Linked DNA regions of Mus musculus: region 1 is linked to region 2. Evidence: chromatin loops called from intact Hi-C (ENCODE). Cell type or tissue: heart. All regions are shown on one strand. Links, peaks and the distances in the headings refer to the core of each region. The heading gives the core; the rest is flanking DNA. Region 1 overlaps Ahrr (aryl-hydrocarbon receptor repressor). Region 2 holds the start of Exoc3 (exocyst complex component 3).

Region 1 (9,187 bases), core at 293-8,292, 50 kb after region 2:
ATGAGCTCTCTAGACTTAACAGTAAGAAGGCAAAAAGTATAGCTTTACATGTGCAAAGGATTTGAACAGTTTGGTAAATATGATACATGGGCACAGAGAAGGGCTGCTTGGCACCCTCAGCCACAAGGAAATACTAGTTCAAACCATGAAATTTCAGCACACACACGCATGCACGTAGGCACACACACACACCAAAGGACGTCAAGTGAGAGAGAGAACACCAAGGAAACTCAAGGACATGTAGAGATGGGAACCCTCTGAAAGCATCTTTAGCCTTGTACTTTGAAGTCCCTGTCCTGGGAATGAAAGAAAGATCCACATAAATAACATGCCTGGTTCCAAACAAAGCACAGCTGGAGACATGGAGAGAGGAGTAGAGGGAGGCAGTGAGGTATCAAAGTGTGGGTGGAGGTGTGGAGCCTAAAAGGGAGATAGAGAGAGAAGTACAGACATGAGGAGGGAGACAGAACAGGAGAGCTAGAGCTGTTGGGTCAGACAACTTAAGTATCCTGGGTGCTGCGTGCATGCTATGTGTTTTCCAATTCAGTTTAAGGATGATCTTTATGAGTCTGAATTGTTTTAATCAATGTTAATTGAAAAGATATTTAAGGGGGTTTGCTAATTACCTTTTTCTAAGAATAAAATTCAAACCAGGATACACTTTAAAGCTCTGATTTTACTAGCAGTGGCAGAAAGATCAATACCAGAGGAAAAAGTAATAATGCTTTAAAATGTGCTTTTTGTTTTAGCACATAATGGTAAGTGATAAAGTTGCACATTTCTTCAACTGAAGGACAGTGCTCCCCAAAAAGATGTTAGTCCCACTGGGGTCCATCCACACTGAGCTACAAAGAGCCGAAACCGATCACAGGGTATTCTGAGCAAGCACAGCTTGCTATGTGTCGGCCCCTTTGAGCACGTGACTCCTGTGTATTTTAATTTTTTTCAATGATTCCTTTCTATTTTATTTTTATGTGCATTGGTGGTTTGCTTACATGTATGTCTGTATGGGGACGTTAGACTCCATGGACTCCAACTTACAAACAGTTGTGAGCTGCCATATAGGTACTTGGAGTTTGAACCAGGTTCCTCTAGAAAAACAGCAAGCACTCTTAACCTCTGAGCCACCTATTTAGCCTATCCTGTGTATCTTTTTAAAGTGTAAGGTTTATAAATTCATCAAACACAAACTCTTCATTAGAAGTAATAGAACTTAGAGATGCTTCCTCACCCAAGCCCCAGACACTGTCTCCCTTAGGCACCCTGGGTGTCCCCAGAACCCACTGGATGCTGTGGGAAATGCCAAGAATACAATGTCTCAGAGTTGCTTGTGGTTGAGGTAGACCCAGATCACTGTTCTTCAACCATAGTTCACATAGATTGGCTAGAAATGGCGGAGTTGGGAGAGCATAAGAAGCAAAGCGTATCAGAGACACTAGACGAGGTGCAGAAGCCCTTCCAGGAGGCAGATAAGTCGAAGCCAACCTTCTAAGGATGGAGCCTGGCACCTGGCTGTCCGCTATCCTCTTCTTCCTGTATATGTGCATAAGATTTCCTAATTTAAAGAAAAACGTAAGAGTTTCGAGGGTGTCGCCCTGAAAGGTGCTATCCCTTCTATGGGCTCTCAATATTCCCCCTCTTTCATCCCGGGCCTGGCCCAGTGAGGATGGGGGACATAGGAGTACAACTGTGCCCTATGTCGTGTCCAATGTCAAAGAATGTTCTGCTGTGATCATCTCCTGAGATGTAAGAGACCAAGCTTGAACAGCTCAGAGAAATCCTAACACCAAAGAACCTTGGGGTTCACCTCAGATGAGAAAAAGATCCACCTAATGGAAGTTCCCATCAAGCCTGAATGCCAGTTTGAGATGCAAGAATTGTCAGGCCCTATTTGTGCAGGACGCCTGATGATCCACATAGAAACTCAACATTGACTCTTTTTAGTCTTTAATTTGGAAAATACATGGCTTAATATTTATGTTCTTTCATCAGTGAGTGAAACTGGAGAGTATGGGATGACAAATGAGGCGCAGATTTAGCACAAGGATGATGAAACCCTCAACGCCATCGTGAAGTTGATCTCTACCCACAGATCCCAGCTTAAGCAGTCTTAGACCAGTCTGGCAAACAGCTCATGAAGATATTTTGGTGCCATTAAGCTTCTTCTCAGGAAACACACACACACACACACACACACACACACACACACACACACACACACACACACACTACATAGCATGCGTGTGTGGCATTGCAATGAAGTGTGCACTTACCTCCAGCAGCAGCCGTCCTTCCTGCACGGGGAACCCTCTGTATGAGTGTTCTTCAGGTGACAGGGCTGGAGCTGACCATACACATGTCTCCTGCAAGGCTGTCAGAAAAGAATGAACAAATAAGCTCTCTGCAGAGCTCAGGCCTGCTGGTGGTTCTTAAGTCACATGTTTCTTGTATTTCCCTGGCTTTTACCCCATTGTTCTTGCTATATGTCCAACTTGGGCTGTTATTGTCCTAAGCAGGATATGCAGAGTCACCATGAAGTCCTAGAAAGTTGTATTATTGGCAGGTAGAGCCAGTTGAAGCTCTAGGCCAGCAAGGACCTGGAAGGTGCCTAATGTAGAAATGTACCCAAATTCATGTAGTATTCTGCCTCATCTTGGAAACAGCTCTTAGCTCTCCCATCTAACCAGTCTTGAGACAATGTGTGGCTTCCTGCCAGGTCCCCTCTATGAACAAGGATCCCAAGGTCCCTGCAAGTACCTCCTGAGACCCAATACCAAACTGGTAGTTACCCTTTGGAAGATAGCTGGTCTGTCATCTGCCTCCAGGCTAGGCCAAGGCTCCCTCAGTCCACCCATCTCCCATACCCTCATCTCCCCTGGAAGGGAGCAGACAAAATGCCCTGACGTGGAGGTAAAGGAAGTCCCTTGAGGATGCTCACCCCCTCAAAAAACTGCTCCTAGACCTATGAAGATGCCCACCTTCCTGGCACCCCTATCCAAGTCTGGTTCGATGGCTTTGGGATGGAAATTTCAATGTTCTCTTACTAAGCTGGATTCGAGTCTATGGCAAGCTGACTCCCCCTCTACCCTCCAGGATACCCAGTCCCAGACAAAAAGTTCCATTGTTGAAGGGCACAGCATTCTTAAAAGTAATCTCATTGCCTGTTCACAGCTCACCTCATGCTGAAAAGGATGGGTTTGTTGTGTATATTATTCAGAAATAAAAGTAGCATTTGAATCAAAGTTCTATCGTTTTTGTGTCACAAGGCTTGGCCTTGGCAATCCCTGATGCCCAGGGGTGGTGTTATTGTTTTGCAATTCTTGTCTAGAATCTGAGCTTCATTGTGGCTCCATGTCTCCCTTTCTGAGTGGTTCCTACCAGTCTACCATCAACTGGTCCCATGAAACTGAACTCCCCCCTTTCTGGACCTCTCAATGTCTCCAGAGGTTCTAAGCATCCTTGGAAGTTAATAGTTACCCAGGCTCCCAGAAAACTCTACTACTCTGGGGTCCAGATACTGTTTAATACTCTGCCCAACCCCACAACAGACCTATACCTGGTCATCAGAGTTAGAGCCTTTCTAGCTTCACCTAAAGCTGTTGTTTCTGTGACTGTCAGCCTCCACTGTCCCATAGAGTCCATGGAAACATCAGACAGTCCTGCCCACATGCAAGAGTTTTAGCTGGGCCCTGTGTAACAGGCTACCCTCTCCAGGGAAGCCTACGAGACTGTGACCCCAATGGCAATGACGTGAACTTTGGGACCTGGTTTCTTTCTCTTCCATTTTCAAAAGGCACTATTTCTTGATCTTGTCTCCCTCAACTAGTGAGACTGGGTTTTCTGTTCACTTCACTAAGAAAAGAAGGTATCATTTCTTTGTCAGAACTCAGGTCTCTCCTGGGAAACTTGAGCCTCTGATGCCTCTGAGGCAGTGATTCTCAACCCTAACCCTAACCCTAACCCTTTACTACAGGTCCTCATGTTGTGGTGATCCTCCAACCATAAAATTCTTTTTGTTGCAACTTCATAACTGTAATTTTGCTACTGTTATTAATTATAATATAAATACTTTTGAGATAGAGGTTTGCCAAAGGAGTCATGAACCACAGGTTAAGAAACGCTGCTCTAGGACAGAGGGATGGAGGAATCAGACGCCATGAAGCCTCCCTGCCAATCCTTCGTCACCACTTATCTCCCCAGTCTGGGCCTCCCACATCAGAAGCATTCATACATTGAGTTTTCAAATGTGTCTTCAGGAGGCCTCGGAGGGGTCCACATTACTGTTTCCTTCTTCAGGATCTGTCTGCTTCCCCTCTGGCAATAGAGAACTTAGAGACTAGCAGTCAAGCAGAGGCACTAGAGTCCTTGGGGAACATCCCCAACCCCCTGGAAAATGTGCCATGGAAACTGCAAGAGTGAAATGAGCTGCTGTCGTCACGAGCTTGGAATTGAGGGATGGGTGAGGAGAAGAGGACAGGAAGATTCAGCCTGTGTGGGCACCTGCCGCGGGGGCAGATTCCCGGCGGAGAGTTTCCTGATGGTCTGTTTCCCTGCAGAGGAGCAGCGTTCCCAGCACCTCAGAGATTGCACAAGACTTCCAGGGGACTTAAGCTAGGATGGCCAAGGAGCCAGTATGCGTGTTGTGCCAGACCGCTGAACCACTAGAGCACAACTCAGAATCTGACCAGATCTTCAGTGCCACCCTCCCTCCCCCCAAACACTCCAACCCCTAGAGGCAGCTCCGCCACTAAACGCGGCTAAGTCCAGCCTAAGCTGAGCTTCTGGGACTCCGCCACCCCCATCGCGTGCCTGGCGCCTCCGGCTTCCTCCTGCGGCCACGGGCGTCACGCGATGGCTGCGATTGCGTGCGAGTGAATGGGGCCCCGCCCGGTAGGCGTGGGGGTAAATTGGTTAGGGGCCTAGACCCGAGGGAAAGGGACAAAGGTGCGGCGGGGGCTGGGTGGGACCGGGATGGGAGGGTTTTGGATTGTTGCACCTCGAGGTCGGGTCCAGGAAACTCCTGCCTTGCTCCGGTAGCCGGTCAGCTGCAGCAGGATGTCTTTTCTAAGTTAAGGGTTATGAAGGTCACCGGCACCCCACACAGAGATAGCGAGTAAGTGTGTAAGAGCCAACAGAGGGGTGCGTTGATTCACGCGCCTCAGAGAGTCTGCTCAATACTTCCCTCTGCTTTCTCCAAGGCCCGCCGCCCCCTATAGGCCTTCCCCTCCCCAGCAGGCTTGTCTTCAAGGCATCAATCACAAGTTTGTACCAGCTCTGAGCTGCTGTGGCCTCTGACAAAAAGAGGGACCTACTGGGGCCGCTCACTTGGAAATGAGCTGGATTCCTGTACACTGTGCCCAGCTCCACCTAAACCCACGGTTTCCTGTCAACCCTAGTTATTACCCCCTACAACTATAGGTGCAGGAGGACCTTACCCCAGGAAACTTAGTCTCTTGAGATTCTCAGGGACACTTGAAGGAGTCCCCAATTGGTCACAATCAACTGAAACCAAAAAATCTTTCACTTCTCTTAGTTCCTGAAAACTTAAAGTAGTTTATTTGGAGCAGCAAGAATCTGAAGAGTTACCATGGAGGAAGTTGAAATTTCTACACACAGCAATGCAGGGAGTGCAGGCTACCCTGGATAACCAACTTCCCAGTAACATATTTCCCTTTCTCTACAACTCAGCAGACAACTGGGACCCCATCAGTTGATGCTACACACATACAAATCTAATGACTTCTGGGTGTCAGTTTAGCACAGTTCTCTGTGGAGGAGATACCAGAAGTCTGAACCAGCTCTGCTCCTGGGTGGTGCCTGAAAATGCCTTTCTCTCAGTTTAGTGATGTCAATTCCTACACCAGAGTGGTGTGTCTGATCAGGCCAGCCATTCCTATAGTTACTTACGTTCCCCCTGGGCTTGCTATGGTCAGAGATAAAGCCTGAGCAAGACAAGGCCGAGCAAGCCGACTAGAGCAAAGATATTACAGAATTTTGGCTAAAGTTTCCTGAGTGTTTTCTAAAGCTAACGTTTACTTTAGGTTGTCAGTAGATAGAGACGTGGGTCCCAAGCAGAGCAGGAAGGAGGGGTACAGAAAGGATCGGAGAAAGAAGCAAACGGGGAGATGGTAAGAAGAGGAAGGGGTATGTGAGATGCCTCTACTCAACACTCACCCAGACTCTCCTGGCTTTAAGCTGGACTGTCCTCCTGGACAGTTAAAATCTCTGATTCAGCCCCTGGGCAAGGAAGAGGCTTGGCTGGAATTTCAGTAAGCCAATCAGCTTTAGTGTCCCAGAACTGGGAAGGACAGTTCTCCATCAAGACTCGGTCTACAGCACCACAGTCTACTATGAACCGAAGACCCAAGTAAGCAGCAGGGCAGAAACAGGATGGACAGACTTAAGATGACACATTGTTCAGGTCTTGTACTAAGGTCATGTAGGGCTTCAAGGTTCTATCAGCCAAAACCTGTCCCACATCCTACTTCATGTGAAGAAGGTGTCAGGACCCACAGACTTACAGGAACATTGCCGCAGTTCCAAGGTACAGAGCTGTCAAGCTTGCTGGCAGGACATTCAGAAGATCCCAAAAGGTAGGAACAAATAATCATAAGGAAAACTTCTGAATTCCTGGCTACTCTATCTTGAGAAAGCTCCAGAAGTGACATTGCCTAGCTATGGACAGGTTCCCTGAGAAAGTCGTAATACTGAAGAGGCTGCCATGGTGACATCGGGAGTTGGTTCCACACTCTTGTACTCAAGGAGCCCTTCTGTGCATCTAGGATGCTCAGTCTCACTAAAATATGAGGTGCATGGTGCTCATCTATGATAAGGCAGCCTGATGGACCTGCCAGGAATCCAGGCAGAGGATTCCTGTCACATGCGTGGGATATCATTGATTGGGAGAAAAATCCAGGAGTCCTTAGAAAGGACAAGTCTGATCCTCCTTGTTGACTGGCTTTAGATGTTGGAGTGAACAAGTCCACACCCAAGGACAGTACCCAGGGCCGTGGCTAAGGTTGTTTTGATATGTGTGAGCTTCCCAGTCACTCTGCTTCCAATGTCTGGGGGTATTGCTTATAGGGTATCATCCGAATCAGGGTCCAGTGAGGCAGGTAAGGCTTTCCTAGTGTGCATAGTGTCACGTGACTGCTGAGGCCTGAAGAGAATGGAAGTTGGTGAGGGAGAAATTTCCCTTTCCTCCTGCCTCTGGGTGAGCTGAAACATAGCCTCTCATTTACATCTGCTCCTGATTCTCAGTTTGGACTTAGGCTGGATCGTGACATCCATTTCCCTGGGGTTTCCCATGGATTCTGCTTCCATGACCACATGAACCAATTCCTCACAATTTCTGCCCATGGTGATCTGTTTCTCTAGGGAATCCTGATAAATATATGTCTGTCTTAGTAAATACACATCTGTCTTAATTAGGGTTTTACTGCTGTGAACAGACACCATGATCAAGACAACTTTTAGGAAGGACAAATTCATTTGGGGCTGGCTTACAGGTTCTGAGATTCATTCCATTATCATCATGGCAGTGTCCAGGCAGGCATGGCACAGGAGGATCTCAAAGTTCTACATCTTGTTCCAAAGGCAAACAGAAGAAGACTGGCATCCACAGGCAGCTATAAGGAGGGTCTCAAAACCCACCCCTACAGTGACACACTTCCTCCAACAAGGCCACACTTCCTAATAGTGCTACTCCATGGGCCAAGCATATTTAGACCACCACAATGTGCAAGGCTGAGTTGGGGTAAAATGTCAATATTTCAGCATCAGATAGGAACCCAATCTCCATATTGTGTCTGATCTCAAGGCTCCAAGCTGTATATTAGGTCAGCATTTTTTACGCTGTTTTCTCCTCCAGCAATCTAAAGAGTTTAGACAAGTGTAATGGAGTAACTAAGTTCCTGTCACTTCAACCTAGCTGCTAGCTGCGCCTTACCTGGAACTTTACCAACTACTAGCCTTTGGAATCTCTGCGATGACTACCTATCATTTAAAAATATCTTTTCATTGCTCAATCCCTCAGCCAAGAAAAGACATCAGGAATACAAATGAACACCCACCCAAACGTTTCAATAAAAATTTGGAGCACAGTCCAAGTTGTGTACTACAGCAAGTTGCTGTCTTTGACATATAATTTCCACATTTTCCAAAATACATTCATTAAAGTGTCACACTTCCAAACAGCTTACAAAGAACCACAAAACATGCATTTCCTGTGAGCCACTGAGGACTGGTCAAAAGGCAGCCATGTTCTCATCTCTTCCTAACCACTTGCTGAAGGCATTTGCTTCTTCCCACAGGCTCTGCAGTATCTCCAGGCACACATGTGTCCTTCAAAGGAGAAACAGAACCCTTGCCTTCAAATACCTGTCATTGTGGAAGATGAAACCCAAACTAGCTCATTGTAAGAGGGAAGACCATGATTTGGGCACAATGCAGATCTATATTCTTTTTATAATATGAAGTGTAGCTAAAACTGGATCTTCTCATGACGTTTTATCAAGAAATGTTTCAAACATTCAGCAAACAAGCAAGAGAAACTTCTCCACTGTCAGTGAGAGTTCAAAAGGTTTTTTTTTTAATGTTTGGTTTAAAATAAAATATTTTAAAGTCAGAGATGTACTAAGTTAATAAATTCATGATACCCAGGTGTGAATATCAGCATGAGTAAGGCACCCTATAAGACTCACCAAACTCCCACAGCCCACAACTAAACACTGTCCTAGCAACTCAGACTGGGTGCCCTGCTCAGAGGTCAGAAAGAATATATACTCCACTTTTAGACAATGATCTGAGAGTGGAGGATGAAAGCTCAGAAGTAGAGCACTTGGTTATCTATAAGTTCAATTCTCAGCAACACACACACACGCTCACGTGCACGCACACACCACAAACCCCCATAAATAAATCTGTAGGTTTAGATCATCCAAAACCTCCTACTTTAATAAGGCTTCTTAAATACTTCAACCTTCCTTATAGCCCACTGACCAAAGGTAGGGAAGAAAAAAGGTTAATAAGAAACGGGGGTGGGGTGGGGAGAATATGGACCTGTTTAGAAGTAGTTCTTTGGAGTGATTCCAAACACAAATTCAGTAGTGACAATCCAATACAATGGGTAAACACCAAACGTGAATTAGTAACAGCAGCTTGATTCAGAAGAAACCCTGAGGCTCCA
Region 2 (9,187 bases), core at 597-8,596:
AGATACGTAAAAACGATGAAATAAAGAAAACAATCCTGAAATTGCTATAGAAGCACAAATTTCAGAATAAAGTCAAAACAGCACAGTGCTTACATGAAAACTGACCCACCAACTAATGGAACAGGCTGAAGATCCAGAAAAGAAAGGAAATACAACTACAACCATCGAGTTTTTGATAAAGGTATCAAAACCATAATTAGAAAAGATGCTCTCTTTAAAACAGTGCTGGGAAAACTCAGTACTCACAACGAGAAGAATAAAACCAGATTCCTGTCACTAATTTTGCACAAAAATCAATTAAAAATGGATCAAAGACCTTAATGTAAGACCTGAAATGCTACAACAAAACAGAGAAACATTGTAAGCTACAAGCATATGCAAGATGCCTTAAAAGGAAGTCAAATAGGCTCAAGAAATAATCATTAAGAACTGACAAATAGGACAACAAGAGGTAAAAAGGCTTCTAAACAGCAAATGTTACAATCAAAACAGTGAAAAGGCGGCCTACAAAACAGATTTCTGCATTCTCTATATCTAACAGGAGATTAAAACCTACCACCCATAAACAAGTAAACACACACACACCCCAAATCTCCATTAACAAGCTAACAAACTGAACATATAGCTATCAAAAGAAGAAATGCAAATAAGATCCATGAAAAAATGTTCAACAACATTATCCTTTAGGAAAATGCAATTGAAACTATACTGGGTGTATGTGGTGACACACAACTGTAAAGTCTGCACTCAAGCCCTAAAGCAAAAGAACTATTGTGAATTTGAGGCCAGTTTGGGCTACACAGGGAGTACAAAGCCAGCCAGAGGTGTATGGCGAGATCTTGCCTAAAACCATCACACACACACAAAACCATCAATCAAAGAAGCAAGAATAGCTGGATAAACAAAAGTACATTAATATTCTATCTCACTCCAATCATAATGGCTATCATTTAAAAAAAACACGCTGGGAGGCAGAGAGATGGCTTGGTGATGAACAGCACTTGCTGCCCTTGCAGTTCTGGCTTCAGTCGCCAGCACCCACATGGTGGCTCACAGCCATCCATCCCAGTTCCTGGGGCACCTAATGCCCTCTTCTGACCTCTGCAGACACCAGACAGGCACATGGTACACAAGTATGTGCCTCAGTATGGAGGTATCTTCAAAACATAAAACTACCATACAATCCAGCTCTATCACCCAAAAGAGTCTATGTCACAAGCGAAAGAGATACTACTAGCACATCTGTGCTTATTGCTGCACTATTCACAAAAGCCAAGACACAGAACTGGCCTAGAAGTCCATCAACAGATGAATGGATAAAGTGCACAATAGAATTTTATCCAACTGTGAAGAAAGATGAAATTACGTCATCTGCAGAAAAAAGAAAGGAGAGAAACTAGAGGTCATTTTGATTAAATAAGTCATACTCAGAAAAACAAATATTGCATGTCTTCTTTCAGAGTTAAAGAAATTAGATTTAAGTACACACACACACACACACACACAGAGAGAGAGAGAGAGAGAGAGAGAGAGAGAGAGAGAGAGAGAGAGAGCATGAAAGTTAAAGGGGATTATGAGGTATGAAGAAAAGAGTCTAAAGCAGTGGTTCTCAATCTTACTAATGCTGCAGCCTTTTAACACGTTCCTCATGTTGTGGTGACCCCAACCATACAATTATGTTTGTTGCTACTTCATTTTGTTTGGTAGGTTGGTTGGTAGGTAGGTTTTCCAGATAGGGTCTCTTTATACAGCCTTAGCTGTCCTGGAACTTGCTCTGAAGACCAGGATGGCCTTGAACTTACAGAGATTCACCTGCCTCTGCTTCCCAAGTGCTGGGATTAAAGATGTGCACCACCACCACCCGGCTCCTTGCTACTTCATAAATGTACTTTTTAAATTTTTTGCTATTATTATGAACATTACTGTAAATGTGTGTTTTCTGATGGTCTTAGGTGACTGACCCCTGTGAAAGGGTTGCTCGATCCCCAAAGGGATCATGATCTACAGGATGAGAACTGCTAGTCCAAATGAAAGGAACTTGAAAAAACAGTAAGAAGAAAGACAAAAATACCAGGCTTTCATATACAGAATCTAGATTTAAGTGTATATGTACACACACACACATAATATATACTATACTGTGTTGACTAACTTTATGTTAACTTGTCACAAGACTGAGTCAACCTCAGTTGAGAATATATTTCCATAAAATAGGGTGGTAGGCAAGCAGGGTAGTGGCGAAGAGAAACTCAAGACAAATGCTCAGTCCCGTCATTTCTATGGTCTCCTACCTTTAGCCTGGCCTCTACAGAGGCCTTCTTCCGAGCTTCCCTTCTGCGATACTGCTCCACTTTGTCCAGTTGGTCTGGGCGCTGAAGCATCCCAGCAACCCTTTGGACTGCTGTTGCAACAGCCTCCAGGTCTGTCTCCTTCATTGTCAAAAAGCAGGCAGAATCTTTGCACATGTCATACCACAGGTACACTATATACACAAAGGAGAGGGTATGTCAAAATGAAGTGACGACTCCACATGCAAAGGTCATGTGCTCACCATGCAACTAATGGAGAATTTCTATGGCATTTAAATTAGCAAACTAGAAATGAAAGCTGAACTTGGGTCATAAACTCCTTAACAAAACTGCAAATCCTTAGAATTCAATTGCTAAGAAGATTTTACCTTAACAGAGAGAAGCAGGGATATCTCACAGGCGTAAGACAGTCACACAGAGAGTATTTATACAGGGACTTAAGACTATGTCAAAGGCAGCTCTAACACAATTCTTAGCCCTATAAAAGATCAGCTTTTCATTTCTGGAGCTCACCCTAGTGCTGCCCAAGTCCATGGGGTAGTTAGTCACTGGAAGGCAACAACTATTACCTACACTTCAGCAGCAGCCCAGTGGGCAAACACGAGTCTTATACTCCCTTACCATTGCTCTGGGTGGCCAAGATACCACTTCTTACTTTTGAACACTTCTAAAAACAAAGATAAGACAGCAAAAGGTAATTTATTGTCCTTACTTGAGTAGCTTGTTTCCCCTAAGCACAAATGTACCCGGTCAATCACCCTTTAGTCTAATATCTAATACTATCCAAGTCATGGACCTACAATGGCTATTTGCTGACTATCCAGCAAATGAGGGAATTAATAACACTGTTTCCTTTAATTTCAGCTACTCAACAGCCACAGATGTGATAAAGACCTACCTTCTGGAATCTTTCACTCTATTCCCAAGTAGTCTCAGAAAACCACTAAAATCCATTGTACATTTCCAGTTATGTAGCTTCTCCCTGTGTATTTCTCTCTTTGCATTTTCATTCAAGTGGAACAGCATTGCAAACACCATCTTCATCTTCTGACTATAAAATTACTCGTACCCAGACAGGAAATCTGAGCAGGCCACAGAAAGAGGATTCCACAACCACTTCTAACAGGACTGATTCACTGCGGGCTTTTTTTTTTTTCTTTTGCTTTAGTTTGACATGTTATCTTCAGCATTCCCAAAACATTAAAACTTGTATAATTCTATTTACAGGACTAGGTATTAAACATAATACCAAACCATCCCTCTGGCATGGAGTCCCCCACTCCAGCTGACAGGTGAAAGGCACTCCTGTGGCAGTGTTACAAGCCAGATGCAAAAGGAAAGCTGACCCAAAACCAAAAAAGCTTTGCAAGAAAGAGTCCACTCATAAACCTGAACACAGAGAATCAAAAACTAAAAAAACTGTACTGGATCGCCACCAAATCTGCTTCCAATGGCAGCTTGAGGACTGTCAGATTTCCGGCCTCTGGGGCAAAAGGGAACTCTGAGGGTAGAAGCAGCCCCGACCAAGGAGATGGGAGGGACGCACACCGAGGACAAACCCAAACCCGCCCAGGGACCCGCACTAGAGGGTGTCGCATCCCGCCAGAAACGTCGGCCGATGCTGTCCCTCGCCAAGGACAAACCCACTAAGGGGTACACTGTGCCACAGTCGAGGGCCCAGCGCCCCGCCCACCGCACAGGCACCCAAGGCTGTCAGAGCAGAGCTTCCTCACCGTCCGCAACGCCGCTGCCACCTCCCGGAGCCGGACCGGAAGTGTGCAACGCGGTCACTTCCGTTTCCGGCGTCTGGGCGGAAGGATGGGCTCTGGGTAACCTTGAAGGCGCTGTACGGGCGATCTTTCTGTAGACTCTTAGGAAACTTGTGCTTCTGGTGACACAGACTCAGGATCAGGGATTACAGATTCAGGCCTGGCTCCGCCGTCTGACGTTTGGCGCTCTCCCGACCCTCTTATTTTAAGTAGCACCTATTGTACCCACCCTTTCTCTCCGGATTAACCACTTAGGTTTGCCCTTGCTCAGTTCCTCCCCTTAGCTACCTTAGTCTCTCCACACCTCTCCATATCTTTACTGTGTCTTGTATTCAAGATTCCACTACTTATATTTCGTATATTTGTTTCTTCTTGCTGTCCTCGCCCTCATCCCCCAGAGGTTTCTGACAGCAAGTAGATTTCAAGTATTCAGGACAGTGCCACAGAGAGTGGGCTGCCTGCTGATAGCTGCTCGCGTAGCACGTAGAAGCGGCGAAGAAAACAAAACCACGAGCAAAACAGCAGCTGGTGGAATTACTCCAGCTGAAGGAAGCAGTGAAGCATCGAGTCGCCCCGGTACCTAGAACAGCCAGAAACTTTGTTCTACCTCTGCAGATACAGAGATTTCCCCACACTGTTACGAACTTTTAGTAAATTTTGGCGGGGTTTAGGTTCTTCCACTCACCCATCAGGTATGACAACCCTACCCTGACAGGTTTGGTTGTGTTTTTTTTTTTTCACCTTTTCTGCATACATTTGTTGAGTTGTGTGCCTATCCATAACATCACTACAAAGTCTGGCTCTCCCAAGCCAATGGATGATGGGGTAAATCTTCAGTAAATGAAAGAACAGTATAGGTAACCTGTCATAACCACAATGCAAATTATATGATGAAGTCAGTCTTTTAAAGATGCAGACCCTCCCTTAGTGTAGGGGTTGCAACTGGGAAAGTGCCCTGACCCCTTAGTTTATGACAAAACAGGAGAAATTTCAGCTTCATGAATGTTTAACTGCAAAGTGGGGAGGCACAGCTACCAAGACAAAGCTGCGGTTTTCCTTAGTTACCTTATATCCAACCCTAATCTCCTGCTGCCCACTATATAGTGGAGTGTTTAGTCATGGTGCTCCCTAACGAATTCAGTTAACTAGCCTAGTTAGATGTGAACTGCTTCAGTAGATGACTCAGCTTGTTTCCTTTCAATTAAATAAATAAAATAAGAATCTCAGCTTTTGTTTTTGGTAAGCCACAGAGTGACAAAGCTCAGGATACTTTTGAGTGTACAAGTAAGTTCATAGGTAGGCCTAGGAATGACCAGAGCCAAAGTAGGGAAAGAAAAAAAAAAATGAAGCAGTGACTAAAGGTTCTGCAGCCCTGAAGCAGGGAGAGTAGCCCCAAAGCCATTTTTACACCTGCCCACACAAAGGAGAAGGCATGGGTTCCAAGTAGGTGAAGAGCATATGGAGAATCCTAGAAACCCAGATGATCACCTTAGAGCTTCCTTGGTGAACAGGTGGGTCCAGAAACACAACAGAACCAATCTATCCTGGGGATGGCTAGAAGGCTACATGGCTATGCTAGGCCCTGAAGTAGAGAAGGCTGCCAAAGACACTGCACTTGGGACAGATTCCTCCTCTTCAGTGTGAAGAGTAGTGCTAAGGCCTAGCCTTTGGCAAAGAAAATCCAGAAGGGCTCTTTGGGCCCCCTCAATCTTAATAGAAGTGAGTCTTAATGTGGCCAAAACTTGTTCATGTTCTCAGAGGCCAGACTTCTTGATGAGCTACACAGTAGATGTTATTAAATATGCACCAAAGAGATAGAATTGTAGCCTCCAAACAAGTAGAACAGAGACAAGGAAGAGAGCATAGAGGATTTCAGACCGAAGAGAATGTGGGAAAAGGGAGACTTGATGCATAATTAAGAACAGAGTGGGAAGTACAAATATGTTCAGATGAGTGCAGGTAAGTGGATTAAGCAAGGTGAAACTGTTAAAAGAGAAAATTTAAAACATAAGGAAACAAAGGGGTTAGTAGTGGAGGAAGTTTTCTCATAATAGCCAATTAAAGCCTGAAAAAATTTGTGGATGGTGACATTAACATCAACTTCCCAGGTTTTGTCAAAAGCCACAGAGACTGTTGTGAAAATACAAAGTACATGAGCCATAAAGAAAAAAAGGTTAAAATGTATCTATTGCAGAATAAAAATATCATTGGGTGAAAAGATCCCTCTGCTCTGCCTTGCTCTGGGATGTCCTAGGGCACAGGAGGCTCCTGACCCCACCCCACCCCCGTGAGAGCAGAGGAGGACCCAATACCAACCCTTAACTCCAACCTTTCTACTTTCACATTTATTATCCCCTTCTGCAATCCTAGAACGTGAATCCAAAACACCCTCTGAAGGAAAAGGCACACAATCTCACACTAAATACATAGAAATATGAGATTTATTTTACACAAGTTTTGCAAATGTAGTACAAACCACCACATGAGAAATGCATCTGGATTCTCTGTTAAAACAGAGCACCAAGAAAACAGCACAGACAGCTGCACTGTAGTGTATGCCTAAAGTTCTTGAGGACTTTCCCCCAGTCGAATCTGCAAATATAAGGGCACTTTGTATTTATTCCTCCCCAGCCCATCTCTCACTACATTTAATTTTTGATATTTTTTTTAGCCATATAGGCAAAAGCTAGCTATCACAAAAAACCATGAACTTGTAGTTAGTGTATATGGTGAAATGCTAAAATAGGAACAACCTCTCTTCGCTTCCTGTGCAAGCTGACTGGAGATTTGTGATGAATGAGCAAAAGTGCAAGTTGGGGAGATTTGATCTTCATTAGACAGCATTGGCACCAGGTATCCAAGCTTGCCATAGGGTGTGGTACCCCCAAAACACAAAATCTGCTAAAATGACATCCAAGTGCAGAACTCAAGTGTCCACAAAGCCTGACCTGCAGGGAAGCCCAGGGCCCTGGAGAGCTGCCCACGCTCCACATTTGGTAAGTCATCCCAGCAGGGGTGCAGATGAGGTACATCTGAAAGGTTCAGAGTACCTGGGCAGAGAACATAGGGACTTCCCTGGGGACACAGCTCTTCTTTGATTACGTAGCAAGGGGATGGTAAATATGTAGTAATGTATTTTGTTTTATTTTGTTTGAGACAAGGTCTGATGTAGGCTTGAACTGCTCATCTTCTGTTTCAATCACTCAAGTGCTGGGATTCATGCCACTTGGTCTAATACTGTCTCTGAATTCCATCTTCATGGTCCCTTTCCCTAGGTTTTTTTTTCACTGTCTCCAGAAAACTTGGTAAATATTGTATACATTGAAACATAACAGTCTACTGTGTCCCCTGCTCCTTGTGTAGGAAGTGTGTAGCATGATGAGTATGACTTAGAATGGGAACATAACTAAGGACTTTCAGAGAGAAATACTAGATTGGAAGACACTTGAGTGGTATGAGCATGTCCTGCCCTTAGGAGCTAGGCATGTGTTTAGAACAGGAAGTGTTGTGGAAGACTCAAATTTTACCTGCTGTTATTCATTAATACCCACAAGGTATGCTATGCTTGGCAGAAATGCATAAGCAATGTATAAACTGGTGTAGTTTGAGGAAAGGAGGGAGACAGGAGGCTAGGCACAGGGGTAAGAACTGGGACACCATCCTGGCTTCAGACATTAGGTAATAGGAAAGCTGGAGTGGCCATATAAGCATGCCTTACATCTATGACAGCACAACTTCCATCTTGCCCTTTGAAAATCTTCTGTGGGCTAAGGACAGAGAGAGCACAAGGTCCAGGGCTCTCACAGTGAGTATTCTCAGTTCTAGGAGATCTTCAGTTGTATCCTGGTCCCATGGTGAGTCTTCTTGAGAGCCAAGCAGCTCAAACCTGGGCAGAAGACCTAGTCCTGCCCACCCAACTTGATTCTGATAAGGTGATAGGCATCGCCAGACAGCTTCTTTCACTTGGCCAATGGTTGAGCAGTGATACCCTGGAGCCATAGGTGAAGGAAAGAAAATCTATGCTGAAGAGACTACCTAGCAGAATTAGCCACAAGGCCTTTCCAGCCATTCTTGCCATTCCTAAGACCTCAGGGGAAGTAGCATCAGAGATGGATGTTCATCCCTGAGAAAGACTGAACCAAACAGACAGGCAGAGCGCAGCAGGCTTTTACCTGTTTAGTGGATCCTGTGCTAATGGAGCAGGATTTCTAGTTTAAGCCCTTCCTTGGAACATTCTCAACTGCACCCCCAGCCATAGTCATTTTGCCAGCAGTTCCTGGTGACTCTTCCTTTCTGTTTTATACACGATATCCACATTTCCTACAATTAGATTGCATTGTCTTTACAATTCAAAACAAATAGTGGCTGCCTTTTTGTCCCTAAGTCTCCCTGGGCTAGAACGGTTGCTCTTACCGGAAGCCCTGTAAGACAACAGCCAGGGCAATGCCTCTTCATCAGTATGGCCTCATCCTTTTCTGTGTGTTGTGCTTCCCTGGTTCCTGGCCTCTACCATATGATGTACTCAGAGACACCGGCACATAAACCATACTCAGCGACCCACCAAAAATACCATGGTGTTTCCATGACTATCATTATGCAAAGTACAGCCTCGGGTCTTGATTAAGAGCCTCTGAATTCCTGCTACATACAGGCAGGAGGTGTAACAAGCTTGGACACGAGGAACACATCATTTTGACAATCAGTTGAGCCCTGGCCAGCATAGAATACTGTTAGCTACTTCCTTAAACATTTAATTTCTCAAAGTGAAATGCTGTCCACTTGAACAGATTGAGGTTTATGCATGAGAATCCTCTGATGTTCTATGTGATTCAGAATGCTCTACTGCTAGGCTACACACAGGGAATCTCAGCCTCACCCACTGAGTTCTGTAAAGAGGGTCACTATAAGAATCTCTGATCATGTTCCATTATCCAAGGACTGAATTTCCAGCAGAGGAGCAACTCTAGGGTAGGAAAATTCCATCAGAGCCTTTGGATGGGATCACAGTTTTAGAGGCACTCTTAGGGAACATCCTGGGCACAGTCACCTGACCAGGAGCAGCCCATGATGGTGAGTCCAGAGGCTCACGCTTAACAATAGGAGCTCTGC

Evidence for each region. A loop is a pair of places that touch in the nucleus more often than their neighbours do. Peaks named below come from ENCODE experiments on the same cell type or tissue, not always from the same donor. Only the 100,000 strongest peaks of a DNase experiment are listed, where the experiment ranks them.
Region 1: a loop joins it to region 2, with 1.9 times the contacts of the local background. A loop is called at or near these places in 3 of 42 quality-filtered maps.

Annotation. Positions count from the first base shown.
Region 1 is chr13:74,255,199-74,264,385 of GRCm38, forward strand. Ahrr (aryl-hydrocarbon receptor repressor) reads right to left here. Exons shown (of 11, transcript NM_009644.3): 4 at 2,274-2,371. Among named protein-coding and RNA genes, the nearest start is that of Ahrr, 33 kb to the right of the region's middle. In heart, for the core only: a CTCF peak has its summit at 5,223 (motif pointing left); a DNase peak (open chromatin) is centred at 4,843; H3K4me3 peaks cover 1,158 bases; H3K27ac peaks cover 1,051 bases.
Region 2 is chr13:74,204,616-74,213,802 of GRCm38, forward strand. Exoc3 (exocyst complex component 3) reads right to left here and starts at 4,085. Exons shown (of 13, transcript NM_177333.4): 1 at 4,043-4,085; 2 at 2,292-2,482. The coding sequence starts at 2,465. Ahrr (aryl-hydrocarbon receptor repressor) reads right to left here. Exons shown (of 11, transcript NM_009644.3): 11 at 6,503-9,187. The coding sequence ends at 9,042. In heart, for the core only: no CTCF peak of the experiment used is centred there; a DNase peak (open chromatin) is centred at 4,076; H3K4me3 peaks cover 2,236 bases; H3K27ac peaks cover 1,507 bases; H3K27me3 peaks cover 993 bases.